Linked DNA regions of Mus musculus: region 1 is linked to region 2. A link is a loop called in an ENCODE intact Hi-C map of the cell type or tissue named here. Cell type or tissue: left cerebral cortex. All regions are shown on one strand. Links, peaks and the distances in the headings refer to the core of each region. The heading gives the core; the rest is flanking DNA.

Region 1 (8,333 bases), core at 110-8,109, 83 kb after region 2:
AATGATCTGGGAGGGAGCACTGGCCACTACGTGGTCAGGGTGGGGGATGGGCAAAGGGTCTGAAAAAGAACATCAGGCCAGCAGCCTGATTCTTTGCAAATACTGCATCCTTGGCATGCTGCTTAACTACCTGAACCTCAGTTTCTTCCACTGTCAAAGCAGACAACAAAGGGTCTCCTCAGCAAAGTCAGAGGGATACAATGTGACAACAGAATACACTATCCTATAGCTATATCTTCTCTCTTCTTGTTGGTGTTTTGCTTAGCATGAAGAATTAGAGGAGAGCTTTTGAGAGATAATCTTTCGGGAAACTATTATTCTTTTTTGTTTGGTTGGTTTTGGTTTTGGTTTTGTTTTTCGAGACAGAGTTTCTCTGTGTACCTCTGGCTATCCTGGAACTTGCTCTCTAGACCAGGCTGACCTGGAACTCAGAAATCTGTCTGCCTCTGCCTCCCAAGTGCTGGGATTAAAGGCGTGCGCAACTACTGCCCAGCTGGAAACTGTTATTCTAACCTAGCCACGATTTTCTTGCGATGATAATAATAAGGATTGCAAGATGTTTTTGTTGTTGTTGTTGCCTACAGGGGATTCTCATGTGTTCTTTCTCACACGGAACAAGAAACTCAATCAAATCTACCTCCAAGCCAGGCCTTTCCACAGACCTGAACTTGCCATTCTGTCTTGCTTCTGCCTTATGTTCTAGGAAGGCAAGGCGGCAAATGATGCTCAGGGAGGTCGGTCTAGCCTGATCCCTGGCTGGATAAAGTAGAAATGACCATCGCGTCCCTGAGAATGACAGAATGGGCAGTTGCTGCCTGACCTAGACTCCTGTAAGAAACAGCCCTCACCTGGCTGTATCTTGGTATTGTCTGGGGGTTTATGTGTAAGAGGACGTTTGTTCCATTCACTATACGTTCCCTCTGTTTGGAGCGGGACAAGAGTTCCAAAATGCTGCCGTGTTGAATTAAAAGCAGAGACCTTTTTTAAAAAAATGTTCTTGGAGATGGGAAGATAGGACAAAGGTTTAGAGAGTGCTGGTTGATGAATAGAGACCTGGAGAGAGCAATAGAGTAGGGAGGGAAGGGAAGGGAAAGAGAGCTGTCTAGAGAAGGGTGCCAAGGAAGTGAGAAAGAGGTGGGTCAGAGGATGGAGCAAGAGGATGGGAAGCAGCACTGTCCACTGCATGGTGAGGATGGGGGGTGAGCTCCCTTTGTGGCTAGGTGCTTAAACGTCTATCGGACGCTCAGTGAAGGGCTATTGCGGGGTAACAGGAAACCCTGAGGTGCTGATAGGTCAAAGATGGAGAAGGCGTAGGGATATGTGTTGGCAGAGGAACCGAAGAATACCAGGCCATTTCCGAAGCCACTCATTTTCCTCGAATTCCTTCTTTATGCCTTCAGTCTCTAAAGCACACTCTCTTATACTCACCCATCTGCTTACATTTTGGGTGCTGTTTTGAGTTTGAGTCTTGCTGTATGGCCAGGGATCTTTGGACTGGGAAATGTGCCTGCTCCGTTTACACGCTGGGATTCCAGGCGCGCGCACCCAATGCCCTACAACGATTGCTTTGAATGCAAGTGAGTAATCTTCTGACTCCCCGGCCCCATAAGGCACCCAAATTTAAATCAAGATGGTGATTATGTATAGTCCTGAGCACTTCAGCCATGTCTTATCACCCAGAACTTGCGTTCTGTTTGGGGGTTGCCTTAAGAGGGTCGACTCTGTTTCTTTCTGTTCTTTGTTGCTTCAATCTTTCTGCAACTGTTTCCAGAGCTGGGTCAAGGGAAAAGAAGAGAGCAAGAGTACAAACACTCCTCATGTTTAGCTGGCTTGTCTCCTTAAGACAGAATTCAGCTTCAGTTGTTGAACTAAACATTTCAGGACTCTCTCGACTTTGCAAATCACAGTTCTCGGGGACTTCTGAGTGTCCTCTCCCTTCAAGGGGGGTCATTTAGGCATCCCTTCCCCCAGGCCTTCAACCAGAGTTCCACGGAATGAATGCCTCGAGTTCTGCTATACGAAAGGCAAAATTTAAACTTTTCCTCTCCTGATTTTCCTTGACTCTGGGGTTAATTCCAACAGTGGGAGTTCTCTAAGCTGGGTTTGATTTTAGCCTCCTGGGCAAGGTAGTTTGGTTAGTGGCTGTTCTGTGGTCTACTGTCTGAGGAGAAGTGGTTAGGGAGGTCACCCAGACAGTTATGGTCCACTGAGGGTGGAGGGAGTGGTCTAGGTTTGGCCTCAGTCTGGAGTCCCAGGCTCACAGACAGATCTTGGCTCAGGACATGAGGCTGAGGCGTGCTGGGACAGCCTAGGGGGTGTCCTGGATTTCCCAGGGCTGGGGAACCCTCGCTGGCCCGGGGGCGGTAGACACTGTTCCAGAATCTGTTCTGGCTCCACTGCCGCCTCAGCACTTTCTAATTACAGCTCCAAACAACAACAGCAGCCTCGGCAGTCATGACAACAGGCCCCGCCCACCAGACCTCCAGCCCAGCTGACAACACGTGATGGCGACGCTCCTCCGCCCCTGGCGCAGAGGGAGGGCGGGGAGGCGAGGAGGAGGAGGAGGAGGGAGGGATGACGTTTGCTCTGTCGTCTCCATGGCTAAAACGCATAGACGTCAACGCCCCCAGTGTTTAGTGTGTAATGTTCTTTGGTCTCTATGGGAACGTCAGGCTGCCCAACACAGGACCCCGGCAACAGGCTTCTGATTGGTCGGAGGCTAGCAGGGGCGGAGCTTCGGCTCCCGCCCGCTCTGCCCGTGTTGCTGTTTTGGTTGTTGTCTCCCAGCTGTTTATTTCTGTAACAGATCTTGGAGGCTGCGGTCTGGATCCCTCGCCAAGAACCAGATCCAGGAGAAAACGTGCTCAACGTGCAGCTCTGCTCCTACTGATTATAGCCCCACAGATGACATCGCTCCATAGTCACACCAAGTCTCCTGTGGGAGTCTTGCTCCTCGTTCTCAGTGTCTGTTACAGCTCGGTATTTTAGTGTCAGGACGTCGGCTCCCAGCCCGCATCTCCGCTCAGCAATGCCATTATCTTCTCAGCCAAGTCCTAGAAATGGGTTGGCTTCCCAGTTAATGCTTTTCATGCTCTCAAAAGCAGTCGGAGCCGTTCATACCCAATTCCTGGATTCAGTGCTACCCCCTGCAGGATCTGGCTCCATTTCCTCCGTCTGGTCCTAATTCTGTGCAATGACATCATTTACCCACATTTCCCACCGAGATGCCCAGATTTCTTCTAGCCGGCGTACATCAAAAAAAATTCCAAATGACCTTGGGTGGATACTTCGGGTTAAGGACTTTTATTATTTTTCTCTCTGTCTGGTAGCAGCCTGCAGTGGCAAATGGGGTGGGATGTAGTGATGTACCCTTGATTTCTCCAAATGAACTAAAACCAAACTGAAGAAAGAGCTACACAGTCACTTTTTACATATTAAAATGCCAGATATTTGATAAATAATACTACCATACCGATGGAGTTAACATTCCAAGACATAATCCACAGAAACTTTTCTACCTGCCTCCCTCAGTTGAGCATTGAAGCCAAGGTCCAGGGCCTTGGGCATATTAGGTGAGCATGCTACCAGAGCCACACATTCCCAGCTTCGTTAAAACTGGAAGCAGTTTTAACTTTACCCTGGACTTCCATCAGTGAAACCAAGTTAGCATCTGTCTAGAGATAACAATCTCTCCTCGGGGCTTTCAGGCAAATCCTGCTATTAAAAAAAAAAAAAAGCCTTAAAATCTTCAGTTCCAGAGTCAGATAGACTGCACTCACCAGCTCGTGCACATACAAGTCTGAGATGTTTCATAAAAGGTTTCGATGACCTGATAACATGTTTTCAAAACCCAGGGAGAGAGACTGACACAGTACAAAGTTAAAAACAAGAAGTTAAATGGCTGGCCTAGTCTTGGGATGGTCAGGGAGCATCAGTCCCTTGGCTCTAATGGGAACCCACCACCTCCTCTCCCTTTCATCTGCCCTGGTGAATATCTTTGCTAATTTCCCTTTGCCCCCTTCTTGGCCTGCCTTACAGCCTGTAATTCCCTTCAGAGATGTGAGTGAAATGAAATGAAATTAGGAACTTGCTTAATGCAAAGAGGACTAAAGGGCACAGCTCTTTATCCTAATGAACTTCATTCTGATTAAGTCAGGAACTGCAAGCGTTTACTATTTACCCAGTAAATGTATTAGAGAGCCCGGCAAGTCTCCCTCCTGTCTTGACTCTGCCAGCGGGTATTTGAAAGTCTGAGATAAGATCGTTTCTCGACCATCATCCATTGCTTTCTAATGCTATTGCTCCTTTCTACATTTCCAGGAATACAGAATGCTGTGGTTTCTAAGAGACAAAATATCTGGGTTATGCCAAGGGGGGGAGTCATGGGGTGGAATTTACACTGCATACTAAAGATGACCTGAAGAGGTGGAAGTGGTGAGGGTGTTCTCCATGTTAGATGAGAACCTGGGGGAGGAGGGTGGTGGCACGTGGTCTCTGAGTGCCTAGATTTAACTCGAGCGCAGGAAGCAGATTTACGACCCTTTCCAAGGTCATTCATTATAGTCAAGCTTCTACGCCTGAGTCCTCTTTTTGTTAGATCCAAACATGACATGGGCATATGTGGCCCAAAGAGTCTCCATTTCAGCACGTCCTCCGTTGATTACAGCTTAATGGTATTGTAAGAGTATGTGCTCATGCGCGAGCACACACACAGACACACACACACGCACAGACACACACTAACATAAACTCTTTCTCTTCCTACTCTGCATTTTGGTTGTGCTACCTTTTCATTGTAAGCTTTGGGTTTTGGTATTGTGTGTCTGTGTGTGTGTGTGTGTGTGTGTGTGTGTGTGTGTGTGTGTGTGTGTGAGTCTATGCAGATGTGCGTGGAGGGTCCTCTGCAAGGGCAGCACTCACTCTTAACTACTGAGCCATCTCTCCAACCCCCAATTGCTGAGTTTTCTTTCCTTTTTCAATTCAACAAAAGGACTGTGGTGACCTTCCATGCTGCTGACTTTCTTAAACCACAGGACAATTAATTTCCCCGGTGTATTTCCTGCTCTGTACCATGGGATGTGGGCACCCCCTGTGTTTGCTTTGACTGAGGAGGGCTGTATAGATGGAGTGATTCTTTGTTAGCACTGTGGAAGTACCAAGTGCTGGCTGTTATGATTGGGCTCGCTCTCCCACAACACCTCTCTGTCCCAGTGCTGAATGGAGCCTCTCCCCGCCAGGTTTCCAGAGTAAAGGTTTTGTCCAAGGTCAGCGTGAGACCCTGGGAAGCATGACCTGCCTGACCTGAAACATGCGTGTACCTTGAACCTCTTCCGCATTGCAGCCAGGATGGAAAGAGACCCCACTGCTGGTGCTTTTCAGTGATGACTTTTCTCAGATATAAAAGTAGATTCGTCACTGTCAGCCCCACATGTCCCTCGGACCTGATGAGTCCCCCTAGTAATTCTTATGGGGGTGGTTGAAACCATGAAGCAGGATAATTTTCAAGTTTAAAATATTTTGTAAATGTTCAAGGCTAGGGTCTAGGCATGTAACTCATTTGGTAGAAGGTGTGGACTGCATAGCATGCACGGAGCCCTAGCAGTACTGCATAAACTGGACGGGGTGGTGCACACCGATAATCCTAGCATTCAAGAGATGAGAAGTAAGATCAGAAATGTCAGGTCATCCTACGTTACGTGGTGAGTTTGAGGCCATTCTGGGATATATGAGACCCTGTATATAAGGACGAAAACAGTTAAATAATATTAAAGAACAACTCTTCAAAGTAGAACGTACGCTGCTCCGTGAACACTCCCGCTCCAACCTTACTTTCCCATCTTTCTCCTGACTGTTTGACTCTGGTGTCCATGGGGCTCACAAAGATGAGAAGCAAAGAGAAGTGAAAAGTTCAACTCGAGAACTGTATGGCCTCCCATGGTGGTTCATACCTGGAGTCCCAGCCCTGGGGAGGCCAAGAGGCCTAGGATGGCTGACTCCAGGCAACAGTGTGAGACCCTGTTTCAAAAGTAATAAACAAACAAACAAACAAACAAATGAAGAGGGCCAAACTACTTCTTGGAGTGTACCTTCAATCCCAGCTCGGGCAGGGTGAGGCAGTAGGACCTCTGTGAGTTTGTGGCCAGCCTGGGCTGCACAGTGAGACTCTATCCCCTAAACAAACCCAATCCCTTTCATGTACTAGAATCTTTGGATCACCAATAGCCCTACTAGGACAGTTTCCTGTCATCAGGATGCAGTTTCCTCCAAAAGCGAAACATTGCTTCCTGCACAGAGGCTCCTTAAGCAGAAAACTGAACAACTAGAAATAGCTTCAGGAAGTCCCTGAAACTCACCAGAGTCACCAGGCCCCTCCCTGCCAGAGGAAGTGATAAAAGTGCAAGTCCCTCTGAGACTAGTGGAAGAGAACTTCCAAAAAGACAAACTGAGCTGCAAAGAAGAGGCTGAAAGGAGAAAAGCTGCAAACAAATAAACAAACAAACAACAACAACAAACAACACTCTGAGAAGCCAGGTGTTGGTGGCATATGCATTAATCCCAGCACCCCAGAGGCAGGCAAAGTTCAAGGCCACCCTGGTCTATGGAGCAAATTTCGGGGACAGTCAGGGCTACACAGAGAAACCCTGTCTTGAAAAACAAACAAACAAACAAGCAAGCAAGCAAACTGGTCTCCCTGACCAGTTGCTGGGAAGAAACCGAAACCAGTCATCTCCACTTGAAAAGGACACTCTCAAACCTGCTGAGCTGCCTGCAGGCTACGCAGTGCAGGTTCCCAGCTTCTGTGACCTGTCACCTGTGCTGGGGTGGGCTTTGGTGATGCAGCTGTCTTTGAGTCATTGCTGCTCCTGCGAGTAACCTCTCACCTATATTCCTGTAAATAACCCCAACACAACTCACTGGCTCACCAAGCTGGACTTGGGTGGTCCCCATACTCTGGTCTGTGGTGGGCTCCGTAGTTAGGGTGAGAAGAGGAGTGTTGATCTCTCCATGTCTCACAGCACAAGAACGCAATATTGTGACTGATTCTCTTGGAGTTATTTCCACTGTGGGGGCAGACGGATCTGAGGGTCTAACCTCTGGGAGGTGGGATAACTGATTGTACTATGTGTGGCTTAGCCAGATCTGATGAAGCTAAACAACAGGAACGGGCAGAGCTCCCAGAATAGGGAACAAGCCTGTCTTCTACCTAGTGTCCCAGGACAGAGCACAGATACCGGCAGAGCCAGTTTAACCAGCACCTTGAGAAAGCTCAGCCCAGTTTCCCTGCTTCTAGTTTTCTTTCTTAGAAGTGGAAGCATTTTACAGGGTCTGTGATTGCATATGAACTCACTGAAACCAGAAAAACAAAACAAAACAAAACACCATGCCCCCCAACACACACACACACACACACACACACACACACACACACACACACGAAGATAGATATAACTCTATGGAGTGCTTGTCTGGCGTGTAAGAGGCCCTGGAGTCAATCCCAGGTGCCCTAAAACAAACACGCAAACTAAACCCTACAAAAATCTCTGTGTGGAGCTTATCTTTTTGATATTAGACCAATTTCTTTGTAAATAAACATGCATAATTATAAATATGTGTTATTATAGGTGTTGCTAAGTGTATCTAGAAGACGAGGCTATAATTTAGCTCTCTGTAATGTAAATATAATTAAGGCCCATGAGCCTGACTTTCTCTTATCAGACTCTCCCTGGTAGGCACCTAAGGGAAACAAATTCTCTTAGGTCACAAGGGCACTTCTTCCACTACAACCGGGAGAAGAGGAGACTGTTTAGACCAATTATCTGCTGTGGGTTTGGCAATTATAACATCAGTACTAAAAAAAAAAACAAGCCAGGGATGGACCTGAGCGAAGGGTGGTGATACGAGCCTGCAATGCCAGGGCTCCAGAGGCTCAGGTAGGATGACTGAGTTTGAGCCACGGTGGGTTTCACATTGATTTTTGTCTTAGCCAACAAAATGATTGAACACGTTGAGCAGCCCAAACAACACGGCTAACGAAGCCCATCACTGAACTGAGTAAAATAATCCGGAGAACTGTCGTACCATGTGCTCAGAGCAAGCGTTCAGTGATCACAAGCTCATGAATAGCATTTCCACCGACTCAAAGAGTTTCCAAAATGTTTATTTTTGTACCTGTGTGTGTGTGTGCCATGTATATACAGGTGCCCAAGGAGACCAGAAGAGGGTGTTGGATCCCCTGAAGCTGGGGTTACAGGCTGTTGTGATCCTCCTAATGTGGGTGTTGGGGACCTCATATACTCTGGAAAAAGCAGCAAGTGCTCTTAACTGCTGAGCCA
Region 2 (8,333 bases), core at 299-8,298:
TTTTTAAAATCACAGAAAAACAGCAACATCTTGTCATACAGATAAAATACAAACGACTGTATTGATAGTCATAGTACAATAAAAATACTTTCTCGCTGGGCGTGGTGGCCACACCTTTAATCCCAGCACTCGGGAGGCAGAGGCAGGCGGATTTCTGAGTTCGAGGCCAGCCTGGTCTACAGAGTGAGTTCCAGGACAGCCAGGGCTATACAGAGAGACCTTGTCTCAAAAAACAAAACAACAACAACAAAAAAATCTCTCCATTTCAAAATAAATGCTCCACCGATCAGCAGGCAGTGTCTGTGCAGACAACGGTGCTGCACACCTTACAGCCACAGCACGTGAGCGGCTGAGGGCAGCTTGTTCTACAAAGGCTGGTTTTTGTTTTGTTTTTTGTTTTTTTTTTTTAATTAACCCCAGCAGTCAGGAGACAGAAGCAAACAGATCTTTGAGTGTGAGGCCAGCCTGGTCTACACATTGAGTTCCAGGACAGCCAGGGCTACAGAATGAAACCCTGCCTTAAAATTAGTAATAGTAATAATAATAAATATCTCAGCTTCTCAGTGGTAGCACACTTTAATGCCAGCAATCATTAGTGATTGCAATCTCAGGGGATCCAAGGTCTTCTGGCCTCTGTGGGGACCAGACATGAATGTGGCACAAAGATATATTTGCCAGGGCTGGTGAGATGGCTTGGCGGTTAAGAGCACCAACTGCTCTTCTGGAGGTCATAAATTTAAATCCCAGCAACCACATGGTGGCTCACAACCATCCGTAATAAGAAACAAAGAACCTATGGGCCAGGGCAAGTGGGACCTGGAGCGAGCGGGAAAAATCAAAAACCAAATAAATAAATAAATAAATAAATTTCTCTTCTTTTGGCTTGAAAAATCCCCTGCCTGCCTTCATCTTCTCTAATTCCACTCTACATAGTAATCCACTGACTATTAAATTTGGTGCCATCTTTCTAGCCTTTCAATTTATGGTAACGTGCTGACCCTAAAATACATTGAACTTATGAATCTATAGCAGATCAGAGGGCCATGGAAAACACCCTCATGTTCCTTGATCCCACATGAAGTGCAGAGCGCTATCCCTGAGGTAAGCATTCTTCTCTCAGCACTCGGGTCAAACCCAGTGTCTGGAACAGGAGGGAAGCGCTCTCTCTACCAACAAGCTACAGCCCAGGTCCTGCACAGCACCAGCTATCTGTCAAGTATTCAGAGCAGAAAGATAAAACTGAGTCTGGTTACATAGTTATGCCGTACTCCTCTTACAGGAACCACGGGGAGAGCGACGCAGGTGATGGGAACCTGAAGTCGCAGGTGATGGGAACCTGAAGTCGCAGGTGATGGGAACCTGAAGTCGCAGGTGATGGGAACCTGAAGTCCTCCGCTAGAGCAGGACCTGTTCTAATGCTAAGCAGCCTCTCTGGCCCCAACACACTAATTTTAAATAAGTCTTTTTCAAACAAGTGGGGAATTTAAAATTTTCTTGTTATAATTTATTGTGTGTGCACGTTATACACATGTGTACATGTGAAAGTTTACAAGATAACGTCTGAGAGTTGATTCTCTCTACCCACCATGTGGGTCCCAGGAGTTGTGAACTAAGGCTTAAAGACTAGAGTCTTTACCTGAAGCATCCCACCAGTCCATGAGTGGTGATATCCTAATATGTTCTGGGTATCACATGACCTTAGGGAATCATTACAGGATTTCATGTGTTTTGTTTTGAGAGAAGGGTCTGAACATGTTAAACCAGATGGCTCTCACCCTCTCGGCTTCAATGATCTCACCTCACCTGGTTTTCACTATGTTGCTCAGCCTGGACTCAGCTAAGCCTCCTATCTCAGTCACCTCAGGATTACAGACACACACAACTGCACCGAGCTCACTGCTATTTCTGAAAGGGTGTTGTTACATGGCCATAAAACACAGTAACATGTTCCTATTTTTTAAGAGATCCAAGCTGCTGTCAGCTGGACTGAAATCCTAATACTGGGGATTTCCTGGGATTGAGATAGTTTAACAGAAAATAATCCAGGGAAAGGGGTGAAGATTAAACAAGTGTGGATCCTGAATAGTTGCAAAATCTGGGTAACACATGCAAGTAGATAGATATATTCTGCATAACAATGAAAATAAAACACTGCCCAAAGCAACTTGGGTTGGTGATAAAACTCAGGACTTTGACATCACAATCTGTGCTTTTTATTTCACTTGAAAAACCAGATGAAACAAAAGGGCCCATGTGTTTTCACGGCGAGTTTCATCAAGAGCGAGTATACTGGCACACAGCTACAATCCCTGCACTTGCAGGGCTGAGGTAGGAGGACGGGGTTCCAGTGAGGCCTAAACCCACAGAGGGGAGGGTGCTGCTCACTCGAGCTCACAATCTCCACCATGCCAGTTACACCACACTAACCACAGCTGCTTCCCAGTTGTCTTTTTTTTTTTTTTTTTTAGTGCCCAGCTCAATTCATTCCTAGATATTATCTACTTGGCATTTGGATTTAAGATTCCAGTAGTCCAATTGAGCTGGTGAGGCATAGCAGAGAAAGGAGGGTAACTGAGTGTTGGTGAAATACTAGTGAGTTGAGCACAACTTCCTTCCTGCTGGCGCCATCCCTTTAGCAGCCTGTGAGCATCCCAGCGTTCACTAGCGTAAGGTTGGACCATGTTCCTGTTTTCACTGAATGCTTACCAGAAGCAAGGCATTATCCTTAACATTCTAGAAAATATGAACAGGAAAACAACCCCTACCCTTAGGAAACTACTAAGAGCTAAGAAGGGAGACAAAGGATAAGCAGGCGAGCTACAGCGAGCGCTGTTCAGGGAGGCCCTATTTAGAACACAAATTAGAAACTAGCAACATATGAAGCTTCAAGACATCCCATGAGGAGTTCTACAGCACATGTGGGCAAAGGCAGATGGTCAGACAGGCAACAGTGGACCCTGGAAGGGTTTCAAACACAGACTCAGGAGAGACCGCAACACTGAAGAGCAAGGTCTCTTTGGCTGCTCAGATTCTTTGATTCTAGGCACGACTTCTACTCTGGAGCCAGCATTAACAAAGCCCAACCAAGCCGGGCGTGGTTTAAATCCTGGGCAGAGGCAGGTGGATTTCTGAGTTCGAGGCCAGCGTGGTCTACAAAGTGAGTTCTAGGACATCCAGGACTATACAGACAAACCCTGTCTTGAACCCCCCCACCCCCCAAAAAAAGCCCAACCATTGTATCTGTATCTTTAAAATGTACTACCAACACTTTCTTGGCTGACAATTCAATATTTAAAGGGATAATAAAAAGATGGCACACAAAACAATAACCCTGAAAATAGTTTTTCTCTCCCAAATAAAGTCTGTTACATTATCACTACTGTGGCCCAATACTTTAAATATAAACAATATAGCTGAAGCTTGTTAAGATGCTCAGGGGGTTAGATCACTTGTTCCACTTTCAAAAGACCCAAGCTGGGGTCCCAGCACCCATATGGTGGCTCATAACCATCTTGAACGTCCAATCTAGAAAACTTGATGCCCTCTTCTGGCCTCCATGGGCTCTAGGCACCCACCAGGTATACATACATACATGCAGCCAAAATTAAAAAAAAAAAAAAAAAAAAACTTAAATAAACTGTTTCTATTTGGCTTAAGAATGTGACGTTTTCCTTCTGTTAAAAAGAAACAACAACAAAATAACTAGTGCTTATTGTGAATGAACACAACTATTCAGAACACAACCAACTCCACTATTAACAACTCAAAAATCTAGTCAAGCAAAACTCCACTGAAAACTGGGACCAAATGGCATTAAGTAAAGTAGCTGTCAGCATACAGGGATCTAGGTGACCCTGGTGTAACTAAAAGAAGGGACTAGAGACTATGACCATCTTGTGATCAATAATAAATCCCAGGAATCACAAATAAGCAAAAGGAAGGTTTTAGCACTTTTCCATCAATACACTTAGCTGGTCAAATCCATCTCCAACGATTGTTCACCCTACTTGAGCCTCAGTTTCTGAGTCTATATAACGAGGCCCATGGTTCCATAGGGTAGTGTTTGAACTAAACGCACAACTTTAAGTGGCACAGGAAGTGACGCTTCAGGTGCCTAATGAACAACACATTTTATCAGTCACAGCCAACGTTATTGTCTGCTTTATTCGGTAGGTGTTGAGGTATCTTATGATGCCAACCCCCCATTGATCCTCGAAACATTGCTCAGGAAAATCACGTTAATTCCTCGATTCCTGAGACTTCACAAGACACAGAACCCCGATGACAGCCCGAAGTGGAAACAGCCCTAGGTCTCCGGACTCTAGGTCCGCCAAGGCAGAACTCTGCCCTTCCAAGGGCCCCGACTTTGGCGCGCGGCCCCGCCCCGCGAACCCCAACGCGCGGGGTGAAGGGGCGGTCCCCACCGCGCAGACTTAGCGTTCAGGGATGAGGTTGGGGGGAGGCCAGGCCATGCCCCAGCCTCCGCCCGCTCGCCGGCCCGCCGGCCTCCCCCTACCTCGGCCTTCCCCGGACTACGCCTGCCTTCCTGCCGCCCACCGCCGCGCCCCGCCGCCGCACCTTGAGGTGGGTGCGCAGGCCGCCAGCGCCCCCAGACTGGTCGGTGATCTCGTAGGCGCCCGTCACCAGCAGGTCCTTGTGGATCTCCTCTCGGAGACACTTGCGAGAGTTCACGGGCAGATGGAAGGAGATGCCGAGGACCGAGCTGGGGCCGAGCAGCAACAGAAAGAGCCAGGCGGACGGGAGAGGGCCAGGCCGGGAGAGTGGGCCAAACAAACCAGACATGGTGCCGGAGCCTCGTTCACCACCCGGGGCCTCTAGCGCGCCGGAACCGGGAGCACCCACGTGACGCGCCTCTGCCCTGGCGAGGCCGTCCGCGCCATTTTGGAGATTGGCTAAACAGAAAAGGAATGTAAAGCAAATAACTTCTAAGAGGAAGCAAAGATTTGGTAGTATGTCATAACTACGAGTTTAAGGGTCTATAGAGAAGTCCCCAGGAGTTTTTCGTACACGTTTTATTTTTTAATGGTGGTGAAATACTTCCGAGTGAGCCATAGTAAGTATGGGCAGCCTCGGAAGTAATTGTTTTAAGCCCCCGGAAGCGGTTCATGCGAGTTTTTAAAATCGACGACACCATAGCAACCAGCCCCCAATAAGAAACAGCCACAAGGCCTTCTCTGAGCCCGCCCACCAGCTGCGTAGACTCGGGGCTAAGGCACCAGAGGAATTTCGGTGTCCTAACGCTTACTCCAAAGGGTGTTGGGACAGTGGAGCACTGAAGAGGGAAAACATAAGAGAAAATTTTAATTTGGCTTTTAGTGAGTGTGGGTTGCTAACTCAGAGGAGAGTGCGTAGAGGTCAGCGGGTGAATGTGGATTGGCAGGTATCCAGTTAATGCAAGTTGGGTGTTCCCAACGCACTTATTTATTTAAGACACATCAATAGTCTTCTGCGATAAACTGCACTCAAACCAACATTTAAATTTTTGTTTTGGTCCAGTCAGTGATGAGCATAAAATATTATTTTACCAGATGAGTGTTGTCAAGGGGAAGAAACGGCGTGTTTCGAAAGCATGTTCTGTACCTCCGATAGGTCTTTTTGGTTTTGTTGTTGGTTTGGTTTGTTTCTTTGGATTTTTTTTGTTTGTTTGTTTGTTTCTTTTCTTTCTTTCTTTTGTGTGTGTTTTGTTTTATTTGTTTCTGTTTTTCGAGATAGGGTTTCTCTGTATAGCCCTGGCTGCCCTGGAGCTCACTCTGTAGACGAGGCTGGCCTTAAACTCAGAAATCCACCTGCCTCTGCCTCTCAAGTATTGGGGTTAAAGGCGTGTGCCACCACTGCCCCGGTGGTTTGGTTTTTTGAGACAGGGTTCTTTGTGTAGCCCTGGCTCTCCTAGAACTCTAGAGACCAAGCTGGCCTCGAACACACAGAGATTCACCTGCCTCTGCCTTCTGAGTGCTGGTTTTAAAGGCATGCACCACTGCCCTGCTCTTTTGTAGTAAACTGATTTGTATAGGAATTGTTCATCCATCCGTTAGTAAGTCTTGATTACCTACTACGTGCTAGAGAGACTACAATCATTATGTCTAATGTGTTTATTGAGGTACATCCTTTCTGCTCAATAAACTGAGCACCAAACAATGGGAATACACACCTTTAGTCCCACCAGGGCTACACAGAGAAACTCTGTCTTGAAAATCCAAAAAGCAAACACACAGGTAAAATTCATGTCCATAAAATAAGTCAACAGACTTAGCAATCTTATGTTAAATCAGGGATAAAGTAATCAAACTAAATATTCCTTAAGAAAATAATTCCTATATAGTATTTATCGATTTAAAGAAATATTTAGTGCCTGGCACAGTGGCACAAACCTTTAGTCCCAGCACTTGGGAAACAGAGACACATGTAGCTCCTTGAATGGAGGCCAGCCTAGTCTACATATTGGGTTCCAGGACAGCCAGAACTACATAGTGAGTCTGTAACAAAACAAAACAAAAACAAAACAAAAGTTTAGCATCTTTATGTTGCAACTATAACAAGTGTTATGGAGCTAAAAAAAATATACCAAGAACCATGCTCAATATATCATGCCTGTAATCGCAGGGTTTGGAAGACCGAGGGAAGAGGATGGCCTTGAGATGGAAGCCAGCTGGGACTGTATAGTGAGTTCCAAGCCAGCCTGGGGTACATGTCTCAGAAAGCAGATACTACAACACCCAAGAATAAACAGTAGCCTATGCGTGTAACTGTAATCTGTTTTAATCAATGTCTCTTGAACACTAGCAAAAATAGAAGACTTGTCTGCCTTTAGTAATTTAGATGGTTGTTCTTTTGTTTCATTTTCATTTTTTATAACTCCTTTCTGTCTACCTGGTTCCTTTCCTGGAACAGAAGTCTGAAAACAAAACAAGTGCAAACATAATAGAGTTGTTAAGCATTTTAAAATATAGCAAATACCATATAATACTTTATGAGAGGTCAACTTAGGAACATTCAGTTTGATTGTTTTATCCCTGATCTAAGATTGATAGTCTACTGAGTATAAGTTGATAATTTGCATAGAGCCTCTCCCCAGCAATGCAGGGGAATCAACATATTCTTTTTTTTAAGATTTATTTATTTACATGAGTATACTTTAGCTGTCTTCAGACACACCAGAAGAGGACATCAGATGCCCATTACAGTTGATTGTGAGCCACCATGTGGTTGCTGGGATTTGAACTCAGGACCTCCGGAAGAACAGTCAGTACTCTTAACCACTGAGCCATCTCTCCAGCCCCATATAATTATTCTAATTCGTTGTTTACTCAAGTTTGAGGAATCTTCTGACCATTAGCAGAGATTTACAACCTGTCAATTACCTGTGCATATGTTTTCCTTACCCTTTCATCTTCCCTTGTTTTTTTTTTTTTTTTTTTTTTTTTTTGGTTTTTCGAGATAGGGTTTCTATGGATGTCCTGGAACTCACTTTGTAGTTCCAGGACATCCATAGAAATGGCTGGCTTCGAACTCAGAAATCCTCCTGTCTCTGCCTCCCAAGTGCTGGAATTAAAGGCGTGCACCACCACCGCCCTGCTCATCTTCCCTTTTATACAATAGACCTTTTTCCTTTTGAGACAGGCTCTCTTGACCCAGCCTGGCCTGGGACTCTGGGTGATTCTATCTCTGCCTGCTAAGTGCAGGCATCCACCACCAGACAAGGCCTATTTCACATACCTTCATGATCTCATCTGATATTTTCAAAGCCCTGTAGGATAATTTAGACATTTTCATTTCACAGATAAGGAAACTGAGGGTATGAGATGCTAAGAAACTTGGGTAGTATTTTAAAAGGCATTTGTGTTGCTTAGCTTAGAGCACTGTGACACTTTATTCAAGGGAACTATGGAGACTGAAATATATCACAGTGATATAATGAAATTGTGTAGTAGGGAAGAGAGCTTCATTCCAACTCCTAATACAAGGAAAAGTAGGAATGTATGGGGACGAGGGGGCTTAGTCACAAAGTAGAAAACTAAGAGGAAATATTTTAAATAAGGGGAATTTCTGGTCAAACTGACTTAGCAGCATTCTGTAAGTGAACAATGCCCAGGGCATAAAATCCCAAAAGGGCCGAGTTGAGAAACAGTTCAGAGTAGCCTGAGTTTAGAATCTTTTAATATTCAGAATCCCAGGGGCCAGTGAGAGAGTCAAGGCTAAAGTGGTATTTGTTGCCAAGCTTGAAAACCTGAGTAAGATTCCTGGGACCAGGGCTGGAGAGATGGCTCAGCAGTTAAGAGCACTAACTGTTCTTCCATAAGTCCTGAGTTCAGTTC

Evidence for each region. A loop is a pair of places that touch in the nucleus more often than their neighbours do. Peaks named below come from ENCODE experiments on the same cell type or tissue, not always from the same donor. Only the 100,000 strongest peaks of a DNase experiment are listed, where the experiment ranks them.
Region 1: it touches region 2 in a loop (4-fold over the local background); 3 of 42 quality-filtered maps call a loop at or near these places.

What each region holds. Positions count from the first base shown.
Region 1 is chr12:85,452,799-85,461,131 of GRCm38, forward strand. Gm38543 (a long non-coding RNA gene) reads left to right here. Exons shown (of 3, transcript XR_001780659.2): 2 at 1,461-1,577; 3 at 2,425-4,350. Among named protein-coding and RNA genes, the nearest start is that of Gm38543, 4.9 kb to the left of the region's middle. RefSeq lists an enhancer at 1,602-3,491. In left cerebral cortex, for the core only: a CTCF peak has its summit at 3,169 (motif pointing left); a DNase peak (open chromatin) is centred at 2,581; H3K4me3 peaks cover 1,462 bases; H3K27ac peaks cover 1,770 bases.
Region 2 is chr12:85,369,863-85,378,195 of GRCm38, forward strand. It overlaps Tmed10 (transmembrane p24 trafficking protein 10), which reads right to left and starts at 4,855. Exons shown (of 5, transcript NM_026775.4): 1 at 4,579-4,855. The coding sequence starts at 4,803. In left cerebral cortex, for the core only: a CTCF peak has its summit at 4,816; DNase peaks (open chromatin) are centred at 4,436, 4,888 and 5,140; H3K4me3 peaks cover 2,445 bases; H3K27ac peaks cover 1,757 bases.